Linked DNA regions of Homo sapiens: region 1 is linked to region 2. Evidence: chromatin loops called from intact Hi-C (ENCODE). Cell type or tissue: ascending aorta. All regions are shown on one strand. Each heading gives the region's core, and the rest is flanking DNA. Links, peaks and the distances in the headings are about the cores only. Region 1 has its middle 260 kb from the start of LINC03017. Region 2 has its middle 170 kb from the start of LINC03017.

Region 1 (16,296 bases), core at 8,097-12,096, 85 kb before region 2:
AAAAGAAAAAAATATAGGCCAATATCCCTGATGAACATAGATGCAAAAATTCTCAACAAAATACTACCAAACTGAATCCAGCAGCATACCAATAATAATAATAATACACTATAATCAAATTGGCTTCATTCCTGGGATGCAAAGTTGGTTTGACATGCACAAATAAAAAATGATTCAACACACAAACATAATAAAAAACCAAAGCCATATGATCATCTCAACAGACACAGAAAAAGCTTTTGATAAAATGACACATCCTACTATAATAAAAACCCTCAGCAAACTAGGCATTGAAGAATCATACCTCAAAATAATGAGAGCCATCTATGACAAACCCACAGCTAACATTGTGCTGAATGGGCAAAAGCTGGAAACATTCCCCTTGAGAACTGGAAGAAGACAAGGATGCCCACTCTCACCATCCTTATTCAACATAGTACTAGAAGTGCTAGCCAGAGCAATTAGGCAAGAGAAAGAAATAAAAGGCATCCAAATAGAAAAAGAGGAGGTCAAACTATCTCTGCTGACTGATATGTTTCTATAACTAGAGAACTCTAAGACTCCACAAAAAGACTCCTGGAACTGATCAATGACTTCAGTAAAGCTTCAAGATACAAAATCAATGTACAAAAATCAGTGGCGTTTCTATACACCAATAATGTTCAAGGTGAGAGCCAAATCAGGAATGCAATCCCATTTACAATAGCCACAAAAAATATAAAATACCCAGGAATACATCTAACCAAGGAGGTGAAAAATCTCTAATAGGAGAACTAGAAAAAACTGCTAAAAGATATCATAGATGACTTAAACAAATGGAAAACATTACAAGCTCACGATTGGAAGAATTAATATTATTAAAATGGCAATACTGCCTAAAACAATTTATAGGTTCTATCAAACTACCAATGACATTCTTCACAGAACTAGAAAAAAAACTATTCTAAAATTCACATGGAACCAAAAAAGAATCCAATAGCCAAGGAAATCCTAAGCAAAAAGAACAAAGCTGAAGGTATCACATGACCCTACTTCAAACTATACCATAAACCTGTTGTAACCAAAATCACATGGTACTGGTGGAAAAACAGACACATGACAAAAGGAACAGATTAGAGAACCCAAAAATAAAGCCACACACCTACAGCCATCTGATCTTTGACAATTGACAAAACAAGCAATGGGGAAACTACTCCCTTTTCAATAAATGGTGCTGGATTAGCTGGCTAGCCATTGCAGAGGAATGAAATTAGACCCCCATCTTTCACCATATACAAAAATTAACTCAATATAGGTCAAAAATTTCAAATGTAAGACCTCAAACTCTAAGAATCCTGGAAGAAAGTTAGAAAACACCATTCTGGATATTGGCTTCAGGAAAGAATTTATGACTAAGTCCTCAAAAGCAATTGCAACAAAAATGAAAATGGACAAGTGGGACCTAATTAAACTAAAGAGTTTCTGCACAGCAGAAGAAACTACCAGCAGAGTTAAAAGATAACCTACAGAATGTGAGAAAATATTTGCAAATTTTACATCTGAAAAATGGTCTAATATCCAGAATCTATATGCAATTTAAACAATTGTAGAAGCAAAAACCAAATAACCTCATTAGAAAATGGGCAAAAGACATGAACAGACTTTTATCAAAAGAAGACATACAAGCAACCAACTAACCTGAAAAAAATGCTAGATATCACTAAAAATCAGATAAATGCAAATCAAACCACAGTGAAATATCACCTCATACCAGTCAGAATGGCTATTACTAAAAAATCAAAACACATCAGATGTTGGTGAGGCTATGGAAAAAAGGGAACACTTACGGTCTGTTGATTGGAGTGTAAATTAGTTCAGCCACTGTGGAAATAGTTTGGCGATTTCTCAAAAAGTTAAAACGGAACTACCATTCAGCCTAGCAAAGCAATCACTGGGTATATTATCGAAAAGAAAACAAATTGTTCTACCAAGGAGACCCATACACTCATATGTTCATCACAGCACTATTCACAATAGCAAATATGGAATCAACCTAGATGTCCCTCAGTGGTGTATTGGATGAAGAAAATGTAGTATATATACACCATGAAATACTACACAGCCATAAAAAGAACAAAATCATGTCCTTTTCAGCAACATGGATGCAGCTGCAGGCCATTATCATAAGTGAATTAACTCAGGAACCAAATACTATATACTCTCACTTAAGTGGGAGCTAAACCCACATTTCTGGTTTCTCAGTAACATAAAATTGCAACAATAGACACTGGGGACTACTAGAGTGAGGAGGGAGGGAGAAGGGCAAGGGTTAAGAAACTTACTACTGGGTACTATGCTCAGTACCTGGGTGATGGGATCAATCGTATCCTCAGCATCACACAATATACACATGTAACAAACTTGCACGTGCACCCCCTGAATCTGTAAAGTTGAAAAAAATAAAACATATTCTGTTTCCATTTTCATGTAATAGTTCTTCAATTTGAAAAAAAACAGACACTTTGATAGGAGTTGATTCAGAAATAAAGTGACAGTATTTCAATACCAGATGTGTGTTGTCAGTTTTATATACATTTTATCAAAAGAAAATAAATTTTTTGATATACAAAAGAAGAACTACATGTCATAGTTATTTCTAATGGTACACATAAAGGAATAACTTTAATAGAGCCTTATAAGTTAGAAAGGCCTAAACATAGTATATAAAAAGCTTAAATTCTTAATGTAAAATACATGAACACTTCTTAATATTTTGCTCCTATGGAACACAAGAACATTTCTGTTTCTAATTGATGTATACTCCTGTGTTGTTGGAAAGATTCTGCACAACACTTTCTGGTAGTTGAAAAAAATGTGTGATGGCATACATATAACCAGTTACTGGCTGCTCAGCATATTAAAAATAATTTTGAAGATAAAACAAATATCAACCTTGTTATCTTGTACAATTCTTGAAAAATGCCTTATGATCAATTATCAAATAAATTTATCACTGTTATCCCCATATTCTGCAGATACTAATAGTAAATAAAGTAGAATATTTCTGGAAGCCTGCCATTTTAGTTAAGTTTGAGATGTTAATATTGAACCAAATTCATTCTGTTTTAAATAAAGCAAAACCTGAGAGTTTAGTATTTGAGAATATTAGTTTAAGAAATGATTATCCTTACAACATTCCTTTCATTGATGGTCATGTGCTATGTGAAATAATACATAACATCAAAACCTTATTATTATTTTTGTTTTTTAATTTTTCTTTTGTTTTTGAGACAGGGTCTTGCTCTGTTGCTACAGGCTGGAATGCAGTGATAACAAACACAGCTCACTGCAGCCTCAACCTCTTGAGCTCAAGAGATCCTCCTGCTTCAGCTTCCCGAGTAGCTGGGTCACAGGTGTGTGCCACCACCACAACTAGCTTTTTTTTTTTTTTTTTTTTGTAGAGACAAGGTCTCAGCACTTTTCCTAGGCTGGTCTCAAACTCCTGGGCTCAGGTGATCCTCCTGCCTCAGCCTCTCAAAGTGTTGGGATTACAGGTATGAGCCATTGCACCTAGCCTAAATCCTTGTTTTCTATTTTTTCTGTGTAAGTAAAAATATCAGAAGTCCATTTTAATAACATACATTATTTTTTCAATATGATAGATAGATAAGGAACTTTCATCTCAGACTTATTTCCCCCCCTACTGTCACCTGAATAGGTTTTAGCCACCTCCTCAACCTAAATGGAGCATAAGCAATGAATACATGCTTACATCACAAAATATAAGTAATGGACTTTTCTTTATCAGATATCTGAGTTGTCATCATGAGGGCTTTTGCTTTGTGGGCCATGATAACTTTTTATATGCAATTAATTTGTATGTCACTTACTATAAACAGGAGAAACAGTTTTCTCACCCTTCCATGAAGTAATTTATATAATATTGATTAAATATATTTTAGTTTTGAAATACGTTTTGCAAACATCCTCTGAATTATGCTACATTTCATCATTGAATAAATTTTTTAGATACTTTCAGGTAAATATCCTACTTCAAAATAAATTTTATTACAGCAGATTAAAAGCAGAAATAAGTACTTCAAATGTCTTTATTGTGGTTCTCTTAGTAAAGTTTAATGACAGCTTTTTAATATTTTATGTCTGCTCTTTTCTAATACGAGTTATATTTACTGGATTTCTGCCACTTTGTTATTAGAAGTAAAAAATATTAGAACAAGTAAAAAACTCTATATCTCTTTACAGTTTAACATTTTTTTTTAAATTTCTTTTTAAAAAATTATACTTTAAGTTCTGGGGTACATGTGCAGAACGTGCAGGTTTGTTACATAGGTATACACATACCATGGTGGTTTGTTGCACCCATCAACCCGTCACCTACATTAGGTATTTCTCCTAATGCTATCCCTTTCCTAGCCCCTCACCCCCAGTGTGTGGTATTCCCCTCCTTGCATCCATGTGTTCTCATTTTTCAACTCCCACTTATGAGTAAGAACATGCGGTATCCGGTTTTCTGTTCTTGTGGTAGTATTTCCTACTAGTCAAATATATTAATAATTCTCTGACACTTCTAAACCACAATCCATCTTCAGTTTCTCCTTTAATCATGTCTAAGAAACAGCTACTAATTTTTAAAAATTATTCTCTAACATTATCTTTTATCGAAAAGTTTTACTACACTATAGGTAAAATTTACCACTACATTTCTTAGGCCTTCAATGTCTTTCTTGCGTATTTCTATTTATAGCAATCCTTTCAACTGTTTTCCCTTCTTTCGTAATGCTCTAACTCACCCACAATGGCTGCCCCTGGAGTCTCAGTGGAACATTTAGTGAGTCTCAAACACTAAACCGTGGTCACTGATCACATTTTAACTAGCAATAAGATGAATTTCTCTAATTACACAACATGAAAACTGAGCTAAATTGCTTAGCACATTTTTCAAAGGCAGGAAATAGCAATCTTCATATATGTATTTTGGTATACATTTTACATTGATATATATATACTTAATAATATAATTCACTGTAATATAAACATGTATATTATTTATGTGTGTATAATATAAACTGTCTTTCATAAGTTGTAGGTGTATACCTCTGGCTTTCTTTTTTCAATTGAGACATAGTCATTTTCATACTTCTTCACAGCATTCTGTAATATACCAAGATGATGTGATTTAGTTTCTATAAATTTTTTTCTCTGATGGATTTCTACTGTGCTTTCTCAGCAGCTTCCTTCTCCTTCATTTCTCAAATAATTCTGCAAAATCAGTATGCAGGCAATAAAATCAATTGGTCTTGAAATGGTTCTTCTAGTACAGTTTTTAGGTTTTTCCTTTTTTTTTCCTCTCCCTGGGATAGAAGACTGATAATGACTATGAAAGCTTCCAGGCAAAAGTAAAGATAGTCTTTTAGGAAAGTATCCTATTTAAAACCCTGTGATTCTTAAAATATATGAATTGCTACTTAAATATATGTGCGTGTGTGTGTGTGTATATATATGTGTGTATATATATATGCATACATATATATGTATATATATATACATACATATATATGTATATATATATATACACTCATACATATGTATATATATACACACACACACACACACACACACACAGTCATGTAATTGCTTTTTCAGAAGTCTTCCAAGGAATAAAAATAACAAAAGTTTTTTAAAGTTTTGCAAAGCAATTTTTAACTGGTTCAGCCAGAACATCATTAGTGAAATACTATCAATGCCTAAATTACATTTATGTTGTATTTATACAGTGTAACTTAATATATTCCAAATAATAAAGCTTATATTCTGAAGATGTATATTTTGAGGATATAAGAAATATTTTTGCATGAAAATAGAAGTCATTGTGAATGTTTTAAAAAAATAAAACTATGTATATATTTGTGCACACGGATTCATGAACAAATAATTGCACCCTATGTTACTGACAATTGTCCTTATTCAAATATAGGTAAAATTTGCATTCATTTTTCCCTTCTGTGGGTAACACTTCATTACAAGAAATCTGTGCCTTTTTATTCCTTGCTTCATAATTCAGATTCTTGGCACATAATACTGAATTTTATGACTAAAACTGAAGTAAATCATGCACAGCTGTCTCTATTTTAGGCATTTTTTTTTAAGTTTGTTCTGGTAGTGTCGCTATTGTGCAACTCGGTGTTACTGAATCATTGTGTGTCCACAATTTTGTATGAATTATGTTGATTTCTAACCATTTTTCAATTATTGGGCACTTTCATGAATGTTCTCTAAATGTCATTGAAAATTTTCTGACAATATTCAAATGTTGGTTCAAAAACCACACTGATATTAATGGTAAAAGACTCTAAAAGTATTTTTGGTTAGGGGCTGACAAAATACAGCCCAGAAGCCAAATCCAGTTCACAGCCCATTTTGGTATAGTTTTCAAGCCAAGAAAAGTTTTGTTGTTTATAAATGTTTGTTTAAAAGAAGAAGAAAAAGAATGATACAGAGACTGCCCGTAATTACTATCTCCCCTTTTATGGTGAGTTTACCAACTCTTGGTTTTAGGTTATCCCACCATAATTATTCACTGCTTTTATAATACCTTGTTCATAGTAGTAATTCAATAAAATATATTGGATACTCATATTATTCACTTCAGTGACTTGTTAATTTTTATTTTATTTATAAAATTGTAACAAAAACTAACATTACTGTAAAAGGATAATAAATAATTATTAGAGAAATCATTCCTTTATTTATATAAATTGCCTGATGAAAAATAAAAGACAATAACATTTATATTATCCGAAGCAGGGGAAAATTATTTTTAAGAGATGATACTCGAACATTTTAAAAATACATGATCAAATATGAGTTAATTGTATAAAACATGTACGAAAAAGATATGCGAGGAAATTACTTCCGCAACGTCCACCTCCCAGGTTCAAACGATTCTGCTGCCTCATCCTCCCTAGTATCTGGGACCACAGGCATGCACCACCATGCCCGGCTAATTTTTGTATTTTTATTGGAGACATGGTTTCGCCATGTTGGCCAGGCTAGCCTTGAACTCCTGACCTCAGGTGATCCACCAACCTTGGCCTCTGAAAGTGCTGGAATTACAGGTGTGAGCCACTGCACCTGGCTGATATATATGTTTTTCAATGAGATCAGTCATGTAAAAATCATGGTATATTACCATGTTTTGGTATGTAAGACAACTTCACTTAGCTACAAAAATAAATGCTAAACATATAATTGAAAAAATGTAGTCTATTTAAAGCTGTATGTTTAAATTTAGTGATTTCTAGCCCAAAGAATAGAGGCATAAAATGCAAATGATTAATTCATTAAAAAGATTTCATTAATAAGCATCAGGAGTAGACTGGGAACTGAATTTTACAGAATTTCTTACATTCTACTCAAAAAACGTCCCCCTCTATCTCTCTACAACTGATTTTCCTTTGTCAGCTGACTCTAGTGTTTCTTAACCAAAATCCTACCCACTTTAATTGCCATATTTATTTAATTCTATTAAAGGCAGCAACATGAGTTTATAATTGTTAACAAAAGTACACATGCAGCAAACAGAAATATTTTAGTCATAGATTTCAGATAAAACTATTTTTTTTATTTTTTGTAACCAAAGTAAATGACATACCAATTTAAAAGAGAAAAGAAATATAATGAAACAGCTTATATTTGAGCCCTTCCTTATTTGTTAAATACCTCCTGGCATTATTTCATTTAATTCACACAATGATTCTAGGCAGCAGGTACTGTCATTAGCTTCTTTCTACAGATCAAAAGTTGGAAGACTTTACTCAAGGTCATAAAACTAACAAGCATGAACCCAAAATTCAAGTCCCTAATCTAGAGCACTGGGTTAAGTATGCTTAATGATTTATGTACAGCTTTCCGTCTATCCATTGTATTACACGGGTATGTGGAACATTATACATAAGTCTGGGGTATATTTGAAGAGCTAAGACAAATGCAAAAGTTAGGAAAAAGAGAAAAAGGAAAAGAGAGAGATTACTGAGAGGAACTATAATTATATCATAAATATCTTTAGTATTTAAGCATACATATAAAGCTAAATCATATAAGTATTGATTTAAAGTTATAAACAGCTATAAAGTTTTATGCATTTGATAAGAAAACAAAATGCAGTGACTTACTTAAGATTGAGAATACACACTACTTCTAATCTCAACGTCCTTGAGATCTGTAATATGCAGGCTGTTGCTTGCCACCACTGGGCATGAGCAGAGTTACTGGATTCTTCTCATGGGTTATTCTCAAATTTGACTGCATTGGAATCACCTGGGATGCTTTAGAGTTACTAAGGTCTGAATCCTACACCAAGAGATTCTAATTGAATTGGTCTGGGATAGGGCCTGAGCAATAGGAGTTTTAAAACCTCCTCAGGTGATTCTAATGTTTTCTGAGTCTTAGGAACAATTTATTTTAACTACTTGCTGATTAGCCTACCCCTTCCCTGCTCACATCCTCGCAAAGCAGTTGATGCTGAGATTTGGTCTGCTACAGATGAGGGTAAGAGACTTTATGTCTTTCAGATTCTCAAGTGTGTTTCTCAGAGTGTGATCCCTGAACCAGTATTTGCATCACCTGGGAACAAGTGAGGCATATAAATTCTCAGACCCAATCTAGACCATTGGATAAGAAACTGGGAGTGGGATCCAGCAATCTAGCTTAACAAGTCCTTCAAGTGATTCTGACTCCCACTAAAGTCTGGGAGCTACTGTAAGCCCAAAAAACCCAGTTAGGTATTTATACCTTTTTCCTGTTTTTCAGTAGAGGATTTGAAACGAACAAAAAGTACGCTCATGTTGTTTTATAATTTATATTTTGAAGGAACATATAATTTACATTTTACATTACATTCCAGTTCCTTCAGATTCAACTTCATGGTAAGGTTTTAATCTATTTATTTATTTCACCAGTCATGTTACAAAAAAAAAAAAGTGTGTGTATGTATAATGTTATATCAGACTTATCAAATGTGTTTATATAATAAATTATGATTTCTTTCAGGTATATTTTAGCATCACTGGTATAAATAGTTGAGGTATTTTGCTTTTATTTTGTGGTTTGAATTTATAAGAGAGAAGTAGGCATTTAGCATAATCTGAGTACCTAAAAATCTACAAGGAGATTGAAAGTTTTAAATCCATCTGCAATAATGCCTATAAACAAAGTAAAGGTGCCTGTAATGTATTTACACAAATATATGGATAATGTGTTAAATAAATACATTATATATTATATTGATTTATGTAAAATATTATTTTATTGTCATTTAACAGCATGTGATAAACTTTATGTAGATTTTATATAGATACATAATCTGTCATTTGGTTGAAATATTAGAGGCAGGATATTTTAAGATTGTAGGTCTAGAGTTCTTCAGACCCTAGTTCATCTCCAGGATTGCTCATACTAATTAAATGTGATTTTTGAGAAATTATTTAGAAATTTGAGTTTTCAGTAATATTTTGTTTCCTTTATATTCCAGTTTCTTCCTGTGTGAAACAGAGACAATAGTATCTATTTCATAGTGCCACAGTGAAGTTAATATTTGAGATAATATATGTAAGTCTCTTAAACCTGGTAGCCATGAGACAGCACTGAATAGATATTAGCTATTTTTATTTATATTGTTATATGCAAATATTTCTTTATATAACATAATCTTTTTTAAGAATGTATGCTTTTAGAGGTTCCATGAAAATAATTTATTTTGCTGTTTTAATAAATAATATTGTCAACCTTTATATTAAAAGTTTTGTGGAGAAGGTCTCCAGGCCTAAAGAACCACCTTGAAGGTTATAATAAAGTGATTTACATAGTGGTCTATTGTTCACTGTAAATGCAGTGGAACCTTGATAAAATATGACCTGCTATAGCATGAAATTTAGCATAATCCCAGTGATTGGTGCTGGTTACTGAAAGAACCAGAAGGTTCTTGTTATATTATTTTATCTTTATCTCAGTTGCCTGGCAAAGACCCAACAAATCATGTTTTAATGAAGTCCATCTTTGGAAAAAAAATGAAACAAAATACTATTCTTCACTTTTGCAGAGCTCTTACAGTATTTATGATAAATAAATGGAGGATAGGCATTAATAGGGAGGCATCACTTGTCTGGGAGGTAAAAAGAAAAAAAATGCAAATTATTGTAAATACAAAAGTTTTGAAGTTTTGTCCTTAAAGTATTGAGAATGTAGAATGCCAAATAATCGAATTATTGAAATTGGTTGAATTTAAAGCAGCTTATTGTTTTTTATGGCCATGTTTTGTCTATAAAATGATATAGGTGTTATCTTGAGTATCATTCATAATTTAAATAATATTCAAAGGTTCTAATATTCTAATGTAGATCTCTAATTTGTTCTGAATACCTCACATTATTTTTTTAAATTATCTTTTGAATATTTGTCTTGGATACATTGCACAGTTAAAGAATAGAAACTGTGATTTGACATCGTGTTTTATGTGCTTTGTACTTCAGTTGCTAGCATGGTGCTCGTCATAAGGCAGACCCTCAGTAAATGTTTTCTGAATGATGGAAAGTTTCTAATTTTTCATGCATTGATGAGCCATACTATGTGTGTAATTTTATACTACTCATGTTGCTTTTGTTTGAGGAAAGAGTCGTGCCTAGTCTTGTTGTTTTCTTCCATCTGGAGGAATATCCATTAGGATAACCCTCCTGATCTCTCTCTACCCCTATTCATGCCTTCCCAGGAGCCAAGAAATGATGCAAGTGACAGGTGACTCTGGAACTAGAAACTGGGATTGCTTTGTTTGTTAATCCTTTTTGTCCTCATGTCATGTCATATTGGGATCCACCTCTCAGTGTAGAGCAGGAGCCTGGGTCTGTTCCTGACCATGTGGTAGGCTTGGAGGTATAAAACCTACAGGGGGAGACCTGTGGCTCTGCAGCTCTACCTGTAACTGTACAGATGAGTCTGCCTGATTCTTGGGTGAAGATGAGGACGTCAACACTTAAGGATTAGGATATAATCCACATAAGCCACAGTCTATATTTGCTCCATCCGTGGTGAAGCTGATATTTTTATTTCCCTCTTTTTTTTTCCTATCTCTGCCCATCTTGATTGTTTCAGAACTCAGACAGGAAAAAGTGGGGTGTGTATATTGATTCTCTTGAACTTCAACAGATTTATACATATATAACTTTTATGTTGGAAATGCCACTGACATAAAGGCTTGGATAGGCAAGGAGAGCATGCTGGTAACAAATATTCACTTAGCTGGAGCTCAAATCAGCATACCTGGGAAAACATGCTACTAGACAGACGAGTGTTTTTCATTTGAGAGCTCTTAAAACAAGAGTTCAGAAATGTCATAGTGCCAACAAATATTAGAGATGTGGTATTCATATTGTGACTGAGAATCCTAGAGAACTCCTAATTTTCCATGAGTATTCACCAGATTACTTTTAGCAACTGGCAAGTGGACAGAAAATATTCATATCCTTAGTTTTATGAGCAGAGATATAGTTTTATTTCTGAAGTACTGTCATCTCTTGTAATAGAAGACTATATTTTTTTCTGTTTTCTCCAAACCAGCACATATTTCTCAGTCACAGATTTTCCTAAATATACTTAGGTACTGGCATATTTTTTTTCTTCCATATGCAGTTGCCGTTTATGTACTGCCATCACCGATTAGAAGTTGAAAAAAATTAAAATGTCCCACATAGAATATTTTCACTTATGTCCCATTTTTGTCAAAAGTTTAACTTTTTACTTCACATAAAGTTATTATTTTTATAGCACTCTATATTTCCATGACTAGCAACATTGTCTTCACATATTCTAAAACCTGAAATAGGGAAACGTACATAGTATCACATTTTCCTAGTTGATACCCTGTCCAATTCGTGGATTTATTGTTTAAAGCAAATGGAATCAAATGTAAAAATCTATAATATTTGGGATGGGATTTATCATCATGAAATGAAAGAGGCTGTATATACATACATACACACATATATGCTTAAGATTATCTCTTATTTGATCCCCTAAATTACAACTCAAATCTATTAGCCTTTATCCTATTATTTCTCTTCCTTCATCCTATATTTCTCCCGTTTTGTTCTTCTACTAGCTCTCCTTTCGAATCACTCCCCTTTGCTACTGGATGGACAAAATCTCCTACAGCACAGTTGCCTCTCAAAGTTAAAACATTTCTTGAATAAATTAATTAATACATGTAGTAGTTAAAGCAAGAGGAGTTAAATTGAAAGCATGACTCTACCAGTTTAGAGCTGAATAACTGAAAGTGTAGTTTTAATATCCCTAAACATCAGTTTCCTCCTCTGTGCTTTGGGGATAATATGATCTCTTTTTCAGCATTGTTATGAGTATAAGGGATAAAGTTAATTAAGTGCTTTATATATATATGTACTCAGTAAAATGTAGCTAGTATTATTAATAAAACATTGTACATTATTAATTAAACATAATACTTAAGACATTCACCAATGGTTAATCATTATTATTAATAATTTACAATTGTTATTGATAATTAATGAAGTATCAATGATAAGAACACTTAGAAATACCAGATAACACCCTATGAGTCATATGATATCATACGGAGTTTGGACTTGCAGGAGATGAAGATACTAATGTCACATTAGTATCTTTTTCCGGACTTTTCCAGACTCTCCTTATGTTAACCTTCCTACGTTTTTGTGAGAACCTTTACCCCGAAAACGGGTCCGCTTGGGAAGTGGGCCTGATACATTTAGCCTCCCCACCTCACGACAGGTATTTCTGACATAAAGTCACATTCTGACCCCAATGACCAGTTTATATAGGGCATGGTATTATTTTACCATGTGTGGCTTTCCATCATTTCCTGCAAGCAAGGTCTAAGAAAGCCTCAGAGCGACTATGCATTTGTTCCAGTGGCAAAGGAAAAAGTAAAGGGTTATGTATACCACATTTTAGGTCCATTTGGAACCCAGGAGGTTTTTGTGGTCTTGCTCTGAAACCTAGCCTAAAAAACATCATGAATAATATGGCTTCTGTGGAGAAATTTCTTTTGAATTCTGAACAAAGAAATTTTAGAAACACTCCCCTTTACCATTGCAGATGACCCATGTAAAAGGTTTCAAATGTCTCAGCATACAAATGACATATACTTTGGCGCTTTCTGTTCATCCTCAGTTCCTGAAACATAATAATTATTTCTAAGGGGCAGACTTTGATTTGCAGATTAATTGGGCACACTGCTTTTTTTTTCTTTGTATTTTTCCCACACATCTTTTCCCTTAAAGTGCACTACAACATCATTATCACAGTGCTCCTATCAATGTTTAAAAGCCCACTTTTGAAAGCCGTAATACCTTTGTTCAACGCTGATTTGTATTCGGCTTTGTAGAAAAATTAACTTAAGAGAAACTTTACTGAAACATGAATACTAACCCAGAACGGGCTTTGTATTTGAGTGAATGTAACTTTGCACCACTTCTGAGAAGTTTAGATTGCTCAATTCCCTAGCCACTCCTTCAGGCCCTGGGTGACACTCTGAAATGGATTAAGTCCATTGCCACCTCCTTTCTCTTTTCTTTGTAATGGGTAATATTACTGTGTCTTTTGTAAAACACTCTGAGTTTCTGAGATGAATGACAATAACAGCAAAGAAGAAAGGTATTGCTTTGGGATTAAAATGAAACTAGACAAATTTTTACTGGCTTTATCTCTGGCAAGATTGCAATAGAATGTTTATTCTCAAGTGTCATGGAATTTAACCTGATACAATAATCTCAGAATCTAAATAGGGATCAAGGACTGTCTTTATTTCGAAACTGCTGAAGTTTTCTTCTCAGTACATTCATGGTTATGATAAGAAGTTACAGCCACTGAGAACTGTTTGAAGTTTATGGAGTGTGACCTATTTATGAAGTTGTATATAAACAAGCTATTAATATATATCCTCATAGCAAAACACAAGGTAATTAACTTAAGCTACATTTTGAACACTAAGTACTTATAAGATAATCAGTCTCTTCATGAATGCAGCATTTAATTGTAAAATAAAGTTAATAAAATTAGCTATATAATATTTATATTAGTTTAATAATTTTATTTTTAATGTTAAAATCTTTCAAATACATACTGAATAGAGAATAATGATAGACCATCTTGTATCAAGCAACCAGCTTGAACAAAAGTTAATTTTTTCCATATTTGCCTCAGACATTTTTCTCAAAATTTTTTATTTTGAAAAATATAAAGCTAAAAAGCAGTTGGAAGATAATATATGACTATCCTTTATAGCTTTTCCTGAATTCACCCATTTTAACATTTACATTTTGTCATATTTGCTTTATCTCACTATATACACACATACACACATGTACACAGGTGCTTCTATTTAGGTGTGTATATATTTCAAGTTAATTTTTGCAATGGTGTCAGTCAGAAAGGGACAATGTTAATTATCCCCCAGGTATAGTGGGTTGTGTTAGTATCGTTTAAAAAAAAAAAAAAGTATTTTTCCAGTTGAATTACTTTGGTACCCATATCAAAAACACACTGACCACATATCAGTTTATTTCTGGACTTTCTATTTGGATTCCTTTATTAATAGATCTAATCTTATGCCAGTGAAACACTGTTTTGATGATTGTAGTTTTATCATAGGAAATCAGAGACCATTCTCATATATTTTTCAAAGGTGTTTTGGCAATTCTTAATCCTTTATTTTTCCATATACATTTCAGATTTATATTGTCAATTTAGGTAAGCACACACTGAGATTATGTTTGGGATCTTGTAGAATCTGTAATCAATTTGGGGAAAAACAGTATCTTAAGCATTTAGTGTTCCATTCCGTTAAAAATTATATATCATATCAATTATTTCGGCTGATTTTCCTGTAATGTTTTGTAATTTTCATAGTGTAGGTCTTACACATATTTTGTTATATTTATCTTTATTATTTTCAAAATTTACTATCATAAAATTATTTTTAAAGTTATATTTTCAAATTGTTTATTCTAATAGTTTAGTAATTCTAATTTAGTAATACAATTTATTTTTGCATATTGATCTTGTATCCTGCAATTATGCTAAATTGACATTATTTTTACTAGCTTTTTGTTGAACACTGAACTTAAAAAAATTATGAAAAAAATTACGTCATCTGTAAATAGCCACTTTTGCTTTTTTCCCCCTAAATCTTTGTTCTTTTATATATCTTTTTTCTCTCAACTCTTTTACCTGTTAGGAATGTAGAACAATGTTGGGCATGTGCTGATAGTGAAATTCTAACCTTGCTTCAGATCTTACACAAAAAGCGTTTATAAATGAGTGTGGAATTTTCCCACATTTTTTTTTAATCCACTGGGTTAATTATATATTCATTTTCGTTATTTTGTTAATACGTTGAATTACATTGACTGATTTTCAAATGTTAAGCCAATGTAGAATTTCTGGAATAAACCCATTTGGTCATGATATTTATCTTTTTTATAGATCGATGGCTTCAATTTGTAAATATTTTATTACAGAGTTTTGCATCTCTTTCATGATATATTATTCTATAGTTTTCTCTTCGTTAACCTTATTTTGTTTTCCATAATGTAATGAGTCACAAAAGAAATTTATTTGTTTTATTCTTTCATTTTTTTTGTTAGCACAAGAAAACTCATAGCCTTAAATTCATAGAGTTGTTTAATTTTATTCCATAATTTTTCTTATGCAATGTTTTGATTTTTCATTAATTTTTAGAAATTCTGCAATTTTATTATATATTTTCCCTTTTACACAAAAGGTGTAAAATAAAGTTTATAAATTTTCAATTGGAAGATCGCAGGATAGATGCAGCCAGGAGGAACATCTTCCACAGAGAGAAAGGGAGATTGGGAGACTGGCACACTCCTAGCAGATCTTTCAAGGGAAGGCACTGAGAGTTGATGGAGGGAGGACATAAATGTTGAGCTGAATGGGGAGGAATCTGGGAACACTGCAGGGGTTACTGAGCATTGGGACTCATTCCTGGGCCTCAGTGACTCCTAGGGAAGGGGTGAATTGGACAGGCAAGGAATGGCTCACTTTTGCCATGGACCTCCAGAATCCTGGCAACAGGAGGCCTCACAATATCATGGACACTTGAGTTGTCAGGGAGAACTGCTTAGAGAGGTGATGGGGCAGGACTTCAGCCTGTGCAGAGCTCAGAGGGCTTAGTGTGGAATCATCTGCCATGGAGCACGGCCAGAAATGTCTATCCGTCCCTCAAAGATA
Region 2 (16,296 bases), core at 4,886-8,885:
AAGAGGGAAAATGATGAATTCTTTGGCTATATCAAATTCATTAAAGAATGAAATTTGTTCTGGCACAATTACTATGTACTTTATAGCTCATTTAACTAACTGCTCATTATCCCATGAAATGGAAAAGCATCTTGGTGCTCAAATCCATCTGGCTGACAAAAGGTCACTGAAGACTTCTTAGAAAGCCAAGTGAAACTGATTATTTCCTAACAAATCAATGCTTACACCCAAAATTCCACTCACATACAAAGTGTCAACTGTCACCATTTTTGGTATATTCAGCAAAGTAATATTTAAAAGAAAAATTTATAAGTGAGTCATTTTCAGCCACAAGGGGTTTGTTTTATTATTACTGCTTTTTGATATATAGCTAATGTGTAAAAAATAAAATTTTCTGTTTTTCTTACCTCCAGACTATGGCAGAAACTGTGTCATAATCATTTTAATGAATATGTGTTTTCAACTTAAGACTTTACAGTATGCACTTAAAAATATGAATAAGTAAATTTAGGCTTATGTTTGTAGTTTTTTAGGTTTCACATAATCAAAACATAGTAACAATTAGACCATTTTGTCCAGTTATTTGTGAGAATTTTAAATGCTTATTCCTGCACAGCACTACATTTTATACAACCAGTTTAATTCAAGAGTTTGCAAGTTGAATCTTTCCTGTAGGTCTTTCTTCATGCTGTATTTGCTTCTTGAAGTTTCTTTATTTTTATTTTTATTTTTATTTTTTTATTATACTTTAAGTTCTAGGGTACATGTGCACATTGTGCAGGTTAGTTACATATGTATACATGTGCCATGCTGGTGCGCTGCACCCACTAACTCGTCATCTAGCATTAGGTATATCTCTCAGTGCTATCCCTCCCCCCTCCCCCCACCCCACCACAGTCCCCAGAGTGTGATATTCCCCTTCCTGTGTCCATGTGATCTCATTGTTCAATTCCCACCTATGAGTGAGAATATGTGGTGTTTGGTTTTTTGTTCTTGCGATAGTTTACTGAGAATGATGATTTCCAATTTCATCCATGTCCCTACAAAGGACATGAACTCATCATTTTTTATGGCTGCATAGTATTCCATGGTGTATATGTGCCACATTTTCTTAATCCAGTCTATCATTGTTGGACATTTGGGTTGGTTCCAAGTCTTTGCTATTGTGAATAATGCTGCAGTAAACATACGTGTGCATGTGTCTTTATAGCAGCATGATTTATAGTCCTTTGGGTATATACCCAGTAATGGGATGGCTGGGTCAAATGGTACTTCCAGTTCTAGATCCCTGAGGAATCGCCACACTGACTTCCACAATGGTTGAACTAGTTTACAGTCCCACCAACAGTGTCACAATTGCTTCAAAGAGAATAAAATACCTAGGAATCCAACTTACAAGGGATATGAAGGACCTCTTCAAGGAGAACTACAAACCACTGCTCAAGGAAATAAAAGAGGATACAAACAAATGGAAGAACATTCCATGCTCATGGGTAGGAAGAATCAATATCGTGAAAATGGCCATACTGCCCAAGGTAATTTGCAGATTCAATGCCATCTCCATCAAGCTACCAATGACTTTCTTCACAGAATTGGAAAAAACTACTTTAAAGTTCATATGGAACCAAAAAAGAGCCCGTATCGCCAAGTCAATCCTAAGCCAAAAGAACAAAGCTGGAGGCATCATGCTACCTGACTTCAAACCATACTACAAGGCTACAGTAACCAAAACAGCATGGTATTGGTACCAAAACAGAGATATAGATCAATGGAACAGAACAGAGCCCTCAGAAATAACGCCGCATATCTACAACTATCTGATCTTTGACAAACCTGAGAAAAACAAGCAATGGGGAAAGGATTCCCTATTTAATAAATGGTGCTGGGAAAACTGGCTAGCCATATGTAGAAAGCTGAAACTGGATCCCTTCCTTACACCTTATACAAAAATCAATTCAAGATGGACTAAAGACTTAAATGTTAGACCTAAAACCATAAAAACCCTAGAAGAAAACCTAGGCATTACCATTCAGGACATAGGCATGGGCAAGGACTTCATGTCTAAAACACCAAAAGCAATGGCAACAAAAGACAAAATTGACAAATGGGATCTACTTAAACTAAAGAGCTTCTGCACAGCAAAAGAAACTACCATCAGAGTGAACAGGCAACCTACAAAATGGGAGAAAATTTTCGCAACCTACTCATCTGACAAAGGGCTAATATCCAGAATCTACAATGAACTCAAACAAATTTACAAGATAAAAACAAACAACCCCATCAAAAAGTGGGCAAAGGACATGAACAGACACTTCTCAAAAGAAGACATTTATGCAGCCAAAAAACACATGAAAAAATGCTCATCATCACTGGCCATCAGAGAAATGCAAATCAAAACCACAATGAGATACCATCTCACACCAGTCAGAATGGCAATCATTAAAAAGTCAGGAAACAACAGGTGCTGGAGAGGATGTGGAGAAATAGGAGCACTTGAAGTTTCTTTTTTGACTTCATTTTATAAAATAGTTCTCATATTTCCTCATCCTTTTGGCATCAGAAGACATAGGGAAAATGGCCAGGTAGGTTATAATTTAAGCCTATAAATTTAAAAACTTATTTATATTGCAGAAATATAGAAAGGTAGTTGGAGGTCTGAAATAAAACATTGAAAATGTAAGAGAAATAATTCATAAGAAATGATGAGCCGAATGTCTTATATGAGAAAAAGACATGTAGAAAATTTCATACATTTTTCATGAACTCACCAAGAGGACTTGATTGTGAAAATGCCATCCACACCATCAATTCTTCTTCACCTATATATAAAACATGATTGACTTTCATAAATTTAGTTTTCCCAATTATATTCTCAAGTTTCCTGTTTTTAATTTTTTTTTTTTTTTTTTTTTTTTTTTTGAGATAGGGTCTCACTCTCTCAGGCTGGAGTGCAGTGGCATGATCATGACTCACTACAGACTTGAACTCCTGGGCTCAAGTGATCCTGCCACCTCAGTCTCCTGGGTAGCTGGGATTACAGGTGTGAATCATCATGCTTGGGTAATTTTTAAATTTGTTTTTTATAGAAACAGGGTTTCACCATATTGGCCAGGCTGGTCTCAAACTCCTGGCGCCAAGTGATCCTCCCACTTTGGTCTCTCAAAATGTTGGAATTACAGGGATGAGACACCATGTTTCATTCAAGTTTTATTCTCCAAATATTTGTCATTTATCAATCTTTTGCCTCTCAGATCTAAACCCACCCTTCATTGCTTGCTCTATGAAAACACAGGTAATCCATTTAAACTTGTTTTTTTTTTTTTTTCACCAGCTATGCTCTGCTATGCTTTGTCAGTAGAGGATGCTTAAGAGAAATGGCAGGAGGAACGAGTTTTTCTTCCTGGTTCTGGGTTGTTTCATTGGATAGTTCTTGCATACAAGTTCCCAGCAACCAGCTCCTGTAGTGCAGATGGCTTCCCCAGTACTCAGCTCCTACAGAACATGGTGTCTGAAACCCCTCTAGTAGTCAGTAGCTTCGTACTGGAGCCTCCCCAGTATAGCACTTACTTATGAATGGCTTTTTCTGGCATGCTAAAAGGCAGCTCTCTAACAAGTTCTGCCAGTATGCCTGGTACCACAGCAATTTCTCTGTCCTTTAGTGATCACAGCAATGCCCTCTATAACAAAGTTCAGATCTCAGCCCTGACAGGGCAGGGTTCTCTTTTGCCCTGCCTTAAATACAAAAGTAATGCCTTCTCCTTTACAGCTGCTATTCCAGTATTCATTAGAGTTGTCTTTAACTCTTACTAATCTCTTCATTATTCATATATCCTGTTATAATAACTAATTCAGTATATTAGCTTTTTCCCATTCAAGTTACAGTGAGGTTTCTCTGTCTTAATTGGATCCTGATTTACACAGTGGCAGCGGTTGCCTAAAAGCCAGGCTAGTGTTGCATTTCATCTCTTTGATTTCTGCGCTAGCCAGAGAAGTGTTAATCTATTGTATTCATCTACTGACAGGTAGTGAGTTGAATAGTGTCTCCTTGAAAAGATATGTTCATGACCTCACTCCTAGAGTCTGTGAAGACCTTACTGGGGTCGGGGGTGGGGGGGTCTTTACAGATACAATTAACTTAGTGATATCAAATTAAATCATACTGGATTACCTGGGTGTTCCCTAAAACCAATGACAGCTATTCTTATGAGAATGAAGCAGAGGGAGATTAGACAGACAGAAAAGGAGGACACACGGGGAAGAAGGCTATGCTAAGACCAAGGCAGAGATCCGAGTCATGAAAAGCCAAGCCAAGGAGCACTTGGAGACACTAGAAGCTGGAAGAGGCAGGGAAGGATTCTCCTCTAATGCCTCTGGAGGGAGCATGGCCCTGCTGACAACATGATTTCAGACTTTTGGACAGATAATACCTTTCTGTTGTTTAAGACATTGTGTTTGTGGTAATTCGTTAAGCCAGGCCAAGGAAACTAACACAGACGAAACCAGAATCCCAATGAATTTGACAACATTAATGATATATTATCTAAATTCTAACTCAATACAGATAGATAACAAATGTATTTTCTTCTACCAATTGAAAATGAATTTCATGACTGCTGTTCTTTATTAAACATTCTATGTAATAATAACTAATAAATATGATAGCAATGGAATAAACTATGATAAAATTCATATTAAATATTAAAGCCAATCAAAAATGTAATGAATAATTATGATTGATGACAATGCCATTGATGATACTTATTACCTGTACTCAGTAACTGGTATGTTTTTAACCTTATATATTCCATATATAAGCTTCTTCAGAATTTTTTTTCTTTAAGTGCTATAGAATAATTTTAATTGGTAATCAAATAATACTGATACCACTAAAAATTTGAAAAGCCATAATGATAATAGTTACACTGCTGAACACTGTCTTTATAATTGTATATTTAATATTTAAACTCAAAAGGAAACCTAACAATATTAATGCATTTTATATTCATTTACCAAGAAAGGCAAGTGAAAAAATTTGAATTATTTGTAGATAATTCTCTTTCTAATAATTCCAATTTCATAGGCATTTCAGATCTAATTTCCATATTTTGTTCCTCAGAAAATTACAATATACTTAGAGCACAAAATTTATCATTTCAATAAGAAAGAAAGTTTATAATAAAGTTCTTAAGTGGGGTCCATATATTCTTGTATAAAATTGTAACAGCAAATAGAGTAGGAGCTAACCTCCTTCTAAGAATTAAAACATGGAGAAGAAAATTTACAAATTAGCCAAGTCTTAAGAACACATAACTGTGTTTTTATTGTACTTGTTATTTTCTATGTAAATAAAGAAGAGGTTTAAAACTAAAAATAATAATAATGAAGGTAGTATACTCTTAAATCCACCATGGAAATTAATACCTTTATTTCTTAATTATACCTACTTTGGGATCAGCCTAAATCCTTCCAGGTTTGAGATTTCTTATGAAGCGCAGTCTAATTTCAGCCTTCTGAAAGAATTCAGTGGGTTAGCTTTCAAGAACAAAAGGAAAAATAATTTATCTAATTATTGGAAATTCCAAGAAGAGAAAATGTCTTATGCCAAGCCTAAAATATTTATATTTTCTTGAATTAATTTATAGCTAGCAAACTCTGTCTTCCGAGTTCTCAAAAATAAATGTAGACTTAAAAATCTACTTAATTTTGTATGCTCTTTAAAACAACATTTTGATGAGTTAAATGTAAATGAATCAGAAACATATGGATAAACTCTCTTTAAAGTATTTATAGCTATAAATATATGCATAAAAGAGGAAACTAAATACTTTGCAAAATATAGTTTGGGCTTGCCACACAATCATTTGATAATTACTTGAGTTATTTATCATCAGTGAACAGGACTGCTTCCTCCTTCCAGAATTGCTTTGAATGTGGTGAAAATATTTTGTGGAAATTAGTAGAACCTATTAGAGGAAATCCTTAGTTCCCTCTGCCTAGATTGATAACATTTCAAATGAACCAACAATATTTAGCCATAAATAATTATCACACATATGGGAAATTAATTGTATTTTTTTATCTTAATTATCCACTTCAGTAATCATTAAAGTTATATATGATAATATTGCAGCAATAACATTTGGAATATAGAAAAGTATATCAACAAGATTGAGGGTAAATGTTGATATTTCTCTAAGAGGGGATAAAAATCATTATAATTTGGAGGAATGAAAACACATAATTGCTATTAAGCACTTTATACAATTGTATAAAGAGTCAAAAATTTACATTTTATTAGTCTACAGTATATTTATATTCTATTAAATAATTATTAATTTTTGTTTTTTTCAAATCTACCTACATTTGGATGTTTGAAGACCTTAGCACAGCATAATGTTACTAAGTGGTAGATACTTAGACATGTAAACCATTATTAATATTTGTTCATTGTAATGGTTAATTTTGGGTGTCAATTTGACTGAATTAAGGGATAAGCAGGTAGCTGGTGAAGCATTATTTATTCTCAATAATTGCATTAATTATTCTCCATGCCTCAGTAGGCACTGAACCTGTGCCTCTCTGTTGAAAAGGAAACCCAGGTGACTTGGCATTTGATTAAAATAATTAGGTTGCCCCAAGTATGTCTATGAGGGTGTTTCTGGAGGAAACTGGCACTTAAGCCTGGCTGAGTAGGATCCACCCTCAGTCTGGGCAGGCACTAAGCAATCAAGTCTGGATGAACAAAAGGGCAAATGAAGGGTGAGTTATTGCTCTGTTTCTTTTGAAGCTGGGACCCATTTCTTCTGCCCTCGGATATCAGATTTCCAGATTGTTTGGCTTTTGGACTCTGGGACTTTGACCAGCAGCCTCCATGCCCTAGGACTTGAGGACTTGGTCTGAGTCATGCTACTGGCTTCCCTGGTTCTCAGCTGTAAATGACGTGTTACGAGACTTAATCTCCGTAATCAAGTGAACTAGTTCCCTTAAGAATTTCCTTCTCATATATTTATTTTTCTCTCCCTACATGTATGTATATTATTGTTTCTGTCTTTCTAAAGAACCTTGACTAAAACATTAATGAAAGGTACATTTCTCTGCCTCACAGTTTTTACTTTTTGGTTCATACATTACAAAATCCTACCTTTAGATTTAATTAATATGGCTTTTTTTTTTTCAAATTTCTTGAACATATTTCATCACATATTAGTTAAAAGGAAGTTTTTATTTTGGGGGGGTATAATCTGCTTTATGAGCCATACAAATTAGCGTGTCATGAGTCATACTTTCCACCAAGCATTTCAAGTGTGAAGAGGCATCCAAATTCAACACAGAACTGTTGCCATGGTATACGTTTCCCGTCTTCTTCCTTGGTCTACATAGGATTCAACTACTCAGGCATTTTTAGGACATTAATTGAAGGGGATAACAATAATACCTCTATCAATCCTTAAACACTCGCTTTTGGCCGGGCACTGTGCTGTCTGCTTTATGTTTTTGTTTATGGTAATTACATTTTCTTATTTCTTATTTCATTAAACAATTCTAATATTTCCTTACACTGTAAAGATAGACTGACACAAAATCATAAACATTCCTGGATATAAATTTTAATCAAAATTCAAAGTGTTTCTTGTTCAGTGGTTTCTGTCTAAATTTTTGGATAATCACACTAGAGTTCAATATGTTTCCTATATAATCTGACAATAGTGCTTATGTCTCTGTCCTCACACAGCTGCACTGTGATTCAGACAACCTGAGTCACAGACCCTCTATGAAAATTATTGTTTATGAAATACAAAATTTAAAAAACAGTGATGAACAAATTATTGAATAAAAAAGGTGTGAATTCATAAACATCAAAGACACAATTGCTTTCAATTTAAGGCTTTGTTCAGAGTCATGTTTCAAGAAAGACATAGTTTCCAAAATATCCAGTTTTAGTTATGAATCATATAATCAAAAATGCATGATGTTGGTCAAAGCATATAAAGTTTCAATTATGCAGTATGAATAAATTCTGGAGATGTAATGTATAGCATGGTGACTATAGCTAATAGTAGTGTATTTTTTACTTGGGGATTTGCCGAGAGAGTAGGTCTAAAATGTTCTCAGCTAAAAAATTAAAAAGTAACTATGTGAGGTGATGGATATGTTAATTAGCTTGATTGTGGTATTCATTTCGCAATGTACACTTATATCAAAACATCACATTGTATACCTTAAATATTTACAATTTTGACTTGTCAGTCATACTTTAACAAAGCTGGAAAAATGTATGGTGCTCTACACCTCTACACTGTGATGAAAACATGTTTCAAAAATCAATAATTGTGCTTATTAACATATTGGAAAGTAATGGTTGATGATCGTCTATTTGCTCATCCTCCAGGTATAATTGAAAGTCAATAAATCCAGTAATCTCAAGGTCTTTTAAAATTCTGAGGTTTTTTTTTTAAGGCTTACACTGATTGAACAGTTATTGCATTTTTATATTCTATCTTCCAAATAAATGGGTGAATTGATTCTGTTTAGAAGATAATCCCTTTATCTTTTACTTCAATCACCTTAGAAAATGAAAGAAATAAGAAAACAAGGACTGCAAACTAACATCCTCTTGGTATTTTAAAATCAGAAAAGTATTATGTTGTACTACAAAGAAGGTACCCAATGATATACTGTATTCTTGAAAAATAATAAGACAGTGGATACTAAGTGTCCTCACCACAAAATGATAATTATGTAAGGTAATGCATATGTTAATTAGCTAGATTTAGCTATTCCACAATGCATATATACTTCAGAACATTATGCTCTACAAAATGAGTACAATTTTATCTGTCAATATAAATGAATAAATTTGAACATTCTAAAAAAAAGTTACACAATGACTAATGAAAATGAGGTAATATAATCTTCCATGTCGTTCCTATGCCATTAATTTTAGTTTTGTTTGTTTGTTTGTTTATTTTTTTAATAGACAGAGTGTTGCTCTGTTTCCCAGGCTGGAGTACAGTGGTATGATTAGTGGCTTTTTTACTTATTTTTTGTAGAGACTGAGTCTCACTTTCTTGTCCAGGCTGGTCTCCAACTCCTGGCCTCAAGTGATCCTTTCACCTCAGACTCCCAAAGTGCTGGGATTGCAGGCATGAGCCTCTGCACCCAGCCCCATCAATTTGAAGAATGTAGGATATGGCTCAGTAGTTGTGATTTAACTTGGGCAGATTTTGTGAAGATAGGAACTTTACAGGTAAAACTATATCTGTTTTCCTTCAGTGAATTGACTTTTTAAAGCCATCTATTATTCAGTAAATCAATACATAAGTAAATAAAAACTATTTATAGCTATACAAAATAGTTATGTTATTGAATCACATTGTTAATTATAGCAATAATTACCCATTCATCCAACAATTTTCAGAGCTGACCATATTTAATTCTTGAATGTAATCTTTCATCTCTGAGGTACATATAATTTTCACATTATTGTAAAAAATAAATTCTGGGAGAAGAAACAGCATGCTGCTTGTCAGGGCCAGGTCTCTTCTATTAAATAATAAATACATTATCTATTTTAAATGATTTATTTAGTAAATTTTATTTAGCTTTTTATTAGGAGTTTTAAAGTAATCTATAAAATAGGTTAAAATCTTAGAAAAATTTGCTTGATTTTGATTTTTTTCCTTTGGTTTAGTAATTAGTGAGTTTGCTTATAATATAAAAGGCTTTTCCTTATGTCATATGTAACCCTAGATAGCAAAGGTTCTGTGGTTTACCAGGGCAATTTTATGCAGTCTTTGTTGATTTTATTACATTCATTTTTTTTAAGAGAACAAATATTCCTCCTTCATTTATAAAATAGCTAATTTCTTTACAATCCTGATAACTTATGTGTTTATTTTAAACTATTTTATTTTCATTTACTTAAATACATAACAAGCATTGTTTTTCTGGCACTTGATATTTTATCTTTATTGAGTTTAAATACACTCTGAAAACTTCATTTTGCCTTCCAAAATTGGATCCTAAATTTTTTAAAAGTAAAATAAAATTTTAAATATATGTTTCATGCTTAAAACAGGAAAATCATAAAGTATTTTATTCTTTCATATTATAGAAAGAGACATAGTTGAAATAATTAGGGTGTTTGATATATTATCATTTTAAGGGTTTCCATGGAAGAGTTCCCAAATATGAAGACAGTCAGCCTGCTTTAGGTTAAGTTTACATAGGTAAAATATTATTAATAAATATTTTTGGCTTTAGGTCAAATGTATATAGGTAAAATATTGTTACTATGAATACTTTTGAAATTGTATGTTTTTTGAGAACTTTCTAGAGATATTTAAATGCCCATGCACTCCATCATGTGTATTTATCCACAGATAACACACTGATCAAAACTAAGTCCAAGATAGTCCGTTGTTTTCCTGTATTTATTAGAGTCCTGGCAGTGCTTTGTTAAATTATATTAGAAATAATAGTACAGTGTTATCAATCAAAATGTCAGTTATACAAAATATTTACTAACCACAACTCAACTTCTTCCATTTGAATTTTGCACCTTCTAGGTCACTGGGGATGTGCATCAGACTTACCCATGAAGTTTTATAAAAATACAGGTAGCTAGGCCTACTCTAGCCTTACTGAGTCTCTCTCTGATACTCTTGATATATTTAAAAGTTATGTTTCAGAATATTTCATATCTCAATATATAGTTTTTCCATCAAAGTTATACTCATCAATTTTAATACATCAGATATAAAATTCAATGAGGTCTTTGAAAATATACTTGATCATTATTCTTAGAGACACTTTGTCTAATTTTTTTTGGAATGGCTTTAGTATCTTTGTTGTGCATGCCACAGAAGAAAACAAATTTTCTTGTTGATTGCATTATTCTTATTATGATCGCTCATCAGGCATTCCATATTTTAAAATTAACAGTAATAAATTAGTATAGTCATTAAATTCTTGTTATCTACAGATGGTTTTAATTTAACTCTGATACTTGCCTGAAAGTTCTGTATATATGCTACACAACAGTTTGTGTCTCTCACAAAAAAAAAAAAAAATGACAGTGTCAGATCCTCATGGGAAGGGACTATAGTAGGTGATTTAAACTTTGGTACTATAAAAGTATGTGTTTAGGTATAAGCTTCAGTGGGTCTCCGTGGGTACAGGTTTCTGAGCTTGCAACACTTAGATGACTTTCACATTACGCCAGTGGACTGAGTCAGAATTTCAAGGCTCCTTTTTATCTAGAAGCAGACAGCTTTTATAAAAACAAACTATTGAACCAAGATGATTCAGAACAAGAATTAATTACATAGTATGAATTAACTCATAAATGGAATTTATTATAGTTAGTTCCTTGTAGCCATGTTGACTTTGATTTAGTGTTCTATTTTCTGGTTCTATGAAAAATAATTTTGTCTGCCTTATCACACTTTTATTAACAATTCAGAAGCTCTGTTTTTGTAAAATAAAACATTTTAAATAATATCAGATTCTCACTGATTCCCACACAATTCAGAAACTCTAAGTTTTGTTACTTTTCATGGCAATTAGGTTAATGAGAATCTATTCTCCTTTTAGTCAGGATGTTTTCTGAGCAAACTGATGAGTATAATGCCCATTTATTTAAAAGGGTCTGACTCTGATGTCACCAAGATAGTGGAATAGAATATACCAGCCTCATCCCCCTGCAAGCAAATACATACAGCAATTCACAAAACAGAATATCTCAAAGAGGGCTCAAAGGTCCGTAAGGAATCTGAAACAACACAATAGAGCAAGCATATTGATAAAATCTACATAGTAGGGTTCTTGGTAAGATTGGCATACCTCAGAGAGCAGGAGATAGCAAGGAGCAAAGAAGAAAGGTGAAGGTTATCAATATTAACCATACTTGGGAAACATTGCAGTCCCAAGTAGCCTGTTTTCATAGAGGATACCAGCATTGCTTGCCACTGAGGTGACCAATAGCCATTCCTATGGAGGAACTCAAGTACAAGACATAGCTATACACTCTTCTACCTCACATAGTAGCTACTCTTCTGCCCCTTCAAAAAAGGAGCCACCATGTCTCGCAACCCTGCATGTGCCCTGACCTCAGAGCTATGACCATCTGTGAGTGTCCACATGCCAGACTATGAAAAAATAGAAACTGGGGACTAATAGGGAGCAGGGAAGAAGGGGGTCAAAGGCTGTAAAACTGTGTTGTGTACTATGATAATAATAGTACTATGATAAGTATCTGAGTAACAGGATCAATCTTAACCCAATTCTCAGTGTCATACAATATATTCATGTAGCAAACCTGCATGTGTGCCCCCGAATCTAAAATAAAATTTGAAATTATTAAAATAGATTTTTGACATCTTCTTGTAGCTTATTAGCTCAATTTTTTTTGTCACTAAATAATATTGGATAGGATAGATATAACACAGTTTGTTGGTAGTTACCTTTTGTAGGACATCTTGGCTGCTTTCTGTTTGGGAAATTATTTATAAAGCCATTATAAACTTGTATGTATATATTTATATTATATATATATGTCAATGTGTATATATAAATATATATTTATATGTAAAGTTTCAGGTTACAAATATACATGCAAAAATCTACAGTATTTCTATACACAAACAATGGACTATCTGAAAAACAAATCAAGAAAGCAATCTCATTTACAATAGCTACAAAAAGTAAAATATTCAGATAAATTTAACCAAAGTGGTAAAACACATGGCACTAAAAACTGTAACATATTAATAAAATAAATATAAAAAGTCACAAGTAAATGGAAAGATATTATCCTGTGTTAATGGACTGGAAGAATTAATATTATGACAATGTTTACACTACTCAAAATGATCTACAGATTTAATGCAATCCCTATACAAATTCCAGTGATTTTTTTTTTTCACAGAAATGGAGAAAACAATTCTAAAATTTGTGTGGAACCACAAAAGACCTTAATAGCCAAAGGAATATTGAGCATAAGGAAAATAGTTGGAGGCATCCCATTTCTTGACCTCAAAATATACTGCAAAGCTATAGTAATTAAAACAGCACAGTGCATAAAAACAGATAAACCAATGGAACAGAATAGAAAGTCCAGAAGTTACTCCATGCAATTGCATTCAACTGAATTTTGACAAACGTACCAAGAACACACAATAAGGAAAAGAGTCTCTTCAATAAATGGCACTGGGGAAACTTGATATCCACATGGAGAAGAATGAAATTAGACCCTATTTGCATACCATGGATAAAAATGTACTTAAAATGAATTATGAATTGAAGACTCAAGTATAAGACCAGGAACTGTAAAGCTTCTAAAAGAAAACATAGGGGGAAATTTCCATGGCATTGGTCTTGGCAAAGATTATTTAAATATGACCCAAAAGCCCAGATAACAAGGCTAAAATAGACAAATTGGATTACATCTAACTAAAAAGCTTCTGCATAGTAAAGAAAACAACCATCAGAATGAATGGACAACCTATGGAATGGGAGAAAATATTTGCATACCATACATCTGATAAGAGGTTAATATCTGGTATAGAAGGAACTCAAACACCTCAGTAGCAAGAATTAAAAAGTGGTTAGAGAACCTATTTCTCAGAAGAAGACATACAAAAGCCTGATAGATATATTAAAAAATTTTTCAACGTCAATAATCATCAGGGAATTACAAATTAAAAACAATGTGGGCTGGGTGCGAGAGCTCATGCCTGTAATCCCTGCACTTTGGGAGGCCAAGGCTGGCTGGTGGATCATCTGAGATCAGGGGTTCGAGACCAGCCTGGCCAGCATGGTGAAACCCCGTCTCTACTAAAAATACAAAAAATTAGCTGGATGTGGTGGCATGCACCTGTAATCCCAGCTACTGGGGAGGCTGACGTGGAAGAATTACTTGAACCTGGGGGGCGGAGGTTGTGTTGAGCCAAGATCACCCCACTGCACTCCAGCCTGGGCAAGAGCGAAACGGTGTCTCAAAACAAAACAAAACAAAACAAAAAAGTGATATCATCTCACACTTGTTAGGATGACTATTATCATAAAAGAAAGATAGGTGTCAGAGAGGAGGTGGAGACATTGAAATTCTTGCACATTATTGGTAGAAATGTAAATTAGCCAAGCCACTAAGGAAAACAGGATAGAAGTTCTTCAGATAATTAAAAATAGGACAACTATGTAATGCATCAATCCCACCACTAGATATATATAAATATATATATCTAAAGGAAATGAAATTCTGTATACTTTGACCAACATCTTCCCAATTCCCTCAGTTCCCAGACTCTGGTAACCAGCATTTTACTCTCCATTTCTGTAAGTTCAGCATTGTTATTAATCATAGTCACCATGATGTACAATAAATATCTTAAAATTATTCCTCCTGTCTATCTGAAATTTTGTATACTTTGACCAACATCTTCCCAATTCCCTCACTTCCCAGACTCTGGTAACCAGCATTTTATTCTCCATTTCTGTAAGTTCAACATTTGTGTAGAGATACATACACTTCTATGTTCATTGCAACATTATTCCCAGTAGCCAAGATATAGATTCATCCTAAGTGAATTCATCAACAAGTGAATGGATAAAGCAAATGTGATGTATATAAATGGAATCCAATTTTGCTATACAAAAGAAGAAAATCCTGTCATTTGCAAAAACATGAAAGACATTATGTTAAGTGAAAGAAGCCACACACAGAAAGACAAATGCCACATAATCCAATTATTTGTAGAGGGTAGAAAATGTTGAACTTATAGAAATGGAGAGTAAAATGCTGGTTACCAGAGGCTGGGAATTGAGGGAATTGGGAAGATGTTGGTCAAAGTATACAAAATTTCAGAAAGACAGGAGGAATAAGTTCAAGATATTTATTGTACCTCATGGTGACTGTGATTAATAATATATTTTATACTTGAAGATGGCTAAGAATGTGGATTTCAATTGTTCTCACTACAAAAAATAATAAGTACATGAGGTAATGCACATGTTAAATAGCTTGACTTAGACATTCCACAATGTATACATATATCAAAATGTTATGTGTACATCATGAATATATTTATTTTTTACTTGCCAATTAAAAAAATAGAACATACAAAATAAAATGGTATGAGAAACCACTGTTACGGAATGTAGGTGGTTTCACTCCTGGAGCCAATGCTTACAAAGTTCTTCCAGGGAAATATCTGTTTCCAGACTTAGTGGGTTCAGGCACCTAAGTAAATTTGTGGCATCTTGTGAAGAGAGGAATTTACCCAAATTATTATATACCACAAGTGGAATCTAATTGTGGAGAGTTTGTGTGGCTTGGTTTCCTATGCTCTGAATAGCAATTAAGGGAGACTTTTCAAAGTTTCAGCTGAGATTTTTCATTATGAAACATCTAGACAGTATTATTCCTGTGACCTCAGTAACTTTTTAAGATTGTGTATGTTTAGATTTGCTAAGCAAACTACAGGAGTACCACATGGTAAAGTAACACATTTGCAGCATCTTCCTAAATAATCCTGCCAACCATAATGAGACCAGTTTTATCATGTAATAAATACTAATCATTGTTTTCTTTTAATAAATGGGAAATGGGAGATGCTAGATAATTGCAAAATACTTACAAATAAACAAGAAAAATGATTGGGTGTCCTGACTAGCTAGCACAATTTCTGGTTACCTGTGCGTTTCATTGTCTTTGGACTATTTTACAGCTCTATTAAGTTATAGAATATTTAAAGTAATGCAAATTACTATTGTCCTTAGAAATGTAACCGTCTGGTGGAGTTTCAGTTGGTTATTGTATTATGTGTATATTGACCAGGTTTAACAGTTTGTCATCTATTGAATAAATGTATTCCACCATTCCTAATAGTCTTATTATATGTATGGTTATTTGAACCAGTGATAACATCTTACTGGTTCCTTAATGTTTAATGAGTTAAGTGTCATTTTGACACATTTCATTTAATATTTTTAAGGGTCTTAATTGTGCCTTTTTCAAAAAGTATTATCTTTAATATTTAGTATCTTTAAGGAAATCATTATGTGACTAGAAAAAGGAATCATTTCTCCAAGCAACAACTTTATAATCTTAAACTGAAGTAATTAAAATACATTACCATTAAAGCACTCTAAAACTTTAATTTTAACTAATATTTTTAAAGAGTTAGATCCTGAACCGAGTACTACAGGCAACTTTCAATGTATCTTTTTTCAAACTTCAAAAACGAGTTTTGTTTAATCATGAATTTTTGAAAATAATTTTTTAAAGAAAAATAT

Evidence for each region. Hi-C counts contacts between places; a loop is a spot of excess contacts. Peaks named below come from ENCODE experiments on the same cell type or tissue, not always from the same donor. Only the 100,000 strongest peaks of a DNase experiment are listed, where the experiment ranks them.
Region 1: it touches region 2 in a loop (2.6-fold over the local background); 2 of 110 quality-filtered maps call a loop at or near these places.

The regions. Positions count from the first base shown.
Region 1 is chr7:84,780,906-84,797,201 of GRCh38, reverse strand. No RefSeq gene overlaps it. Among named protein-coding and RNA genes, the nearest start is that of LINC03017, 260 kb to the right of the region's middle. In ascending aorta, for the core only: no CTCF peak of the experiment used is centred there; no DNase peak of the experiment used is centred there.
Region 2 is chr7:84,692,635-84,708,930 of GRCh38, reverse strand. No RefSeq gene overlaps it. Among named protein-coding and RNA genes, the nearest start is that of LINC03017, 170 kb to the right of the region's middle. RefSeq lists enhancers at 11,049-11,218, 11,470-11,639. In ascending aorta, for the core only: no CTCF peak of the experiment used is centred there; a DNase peak (open chromatin) is centred at 6,890; H3K27ac peaks cover 1,483 bases.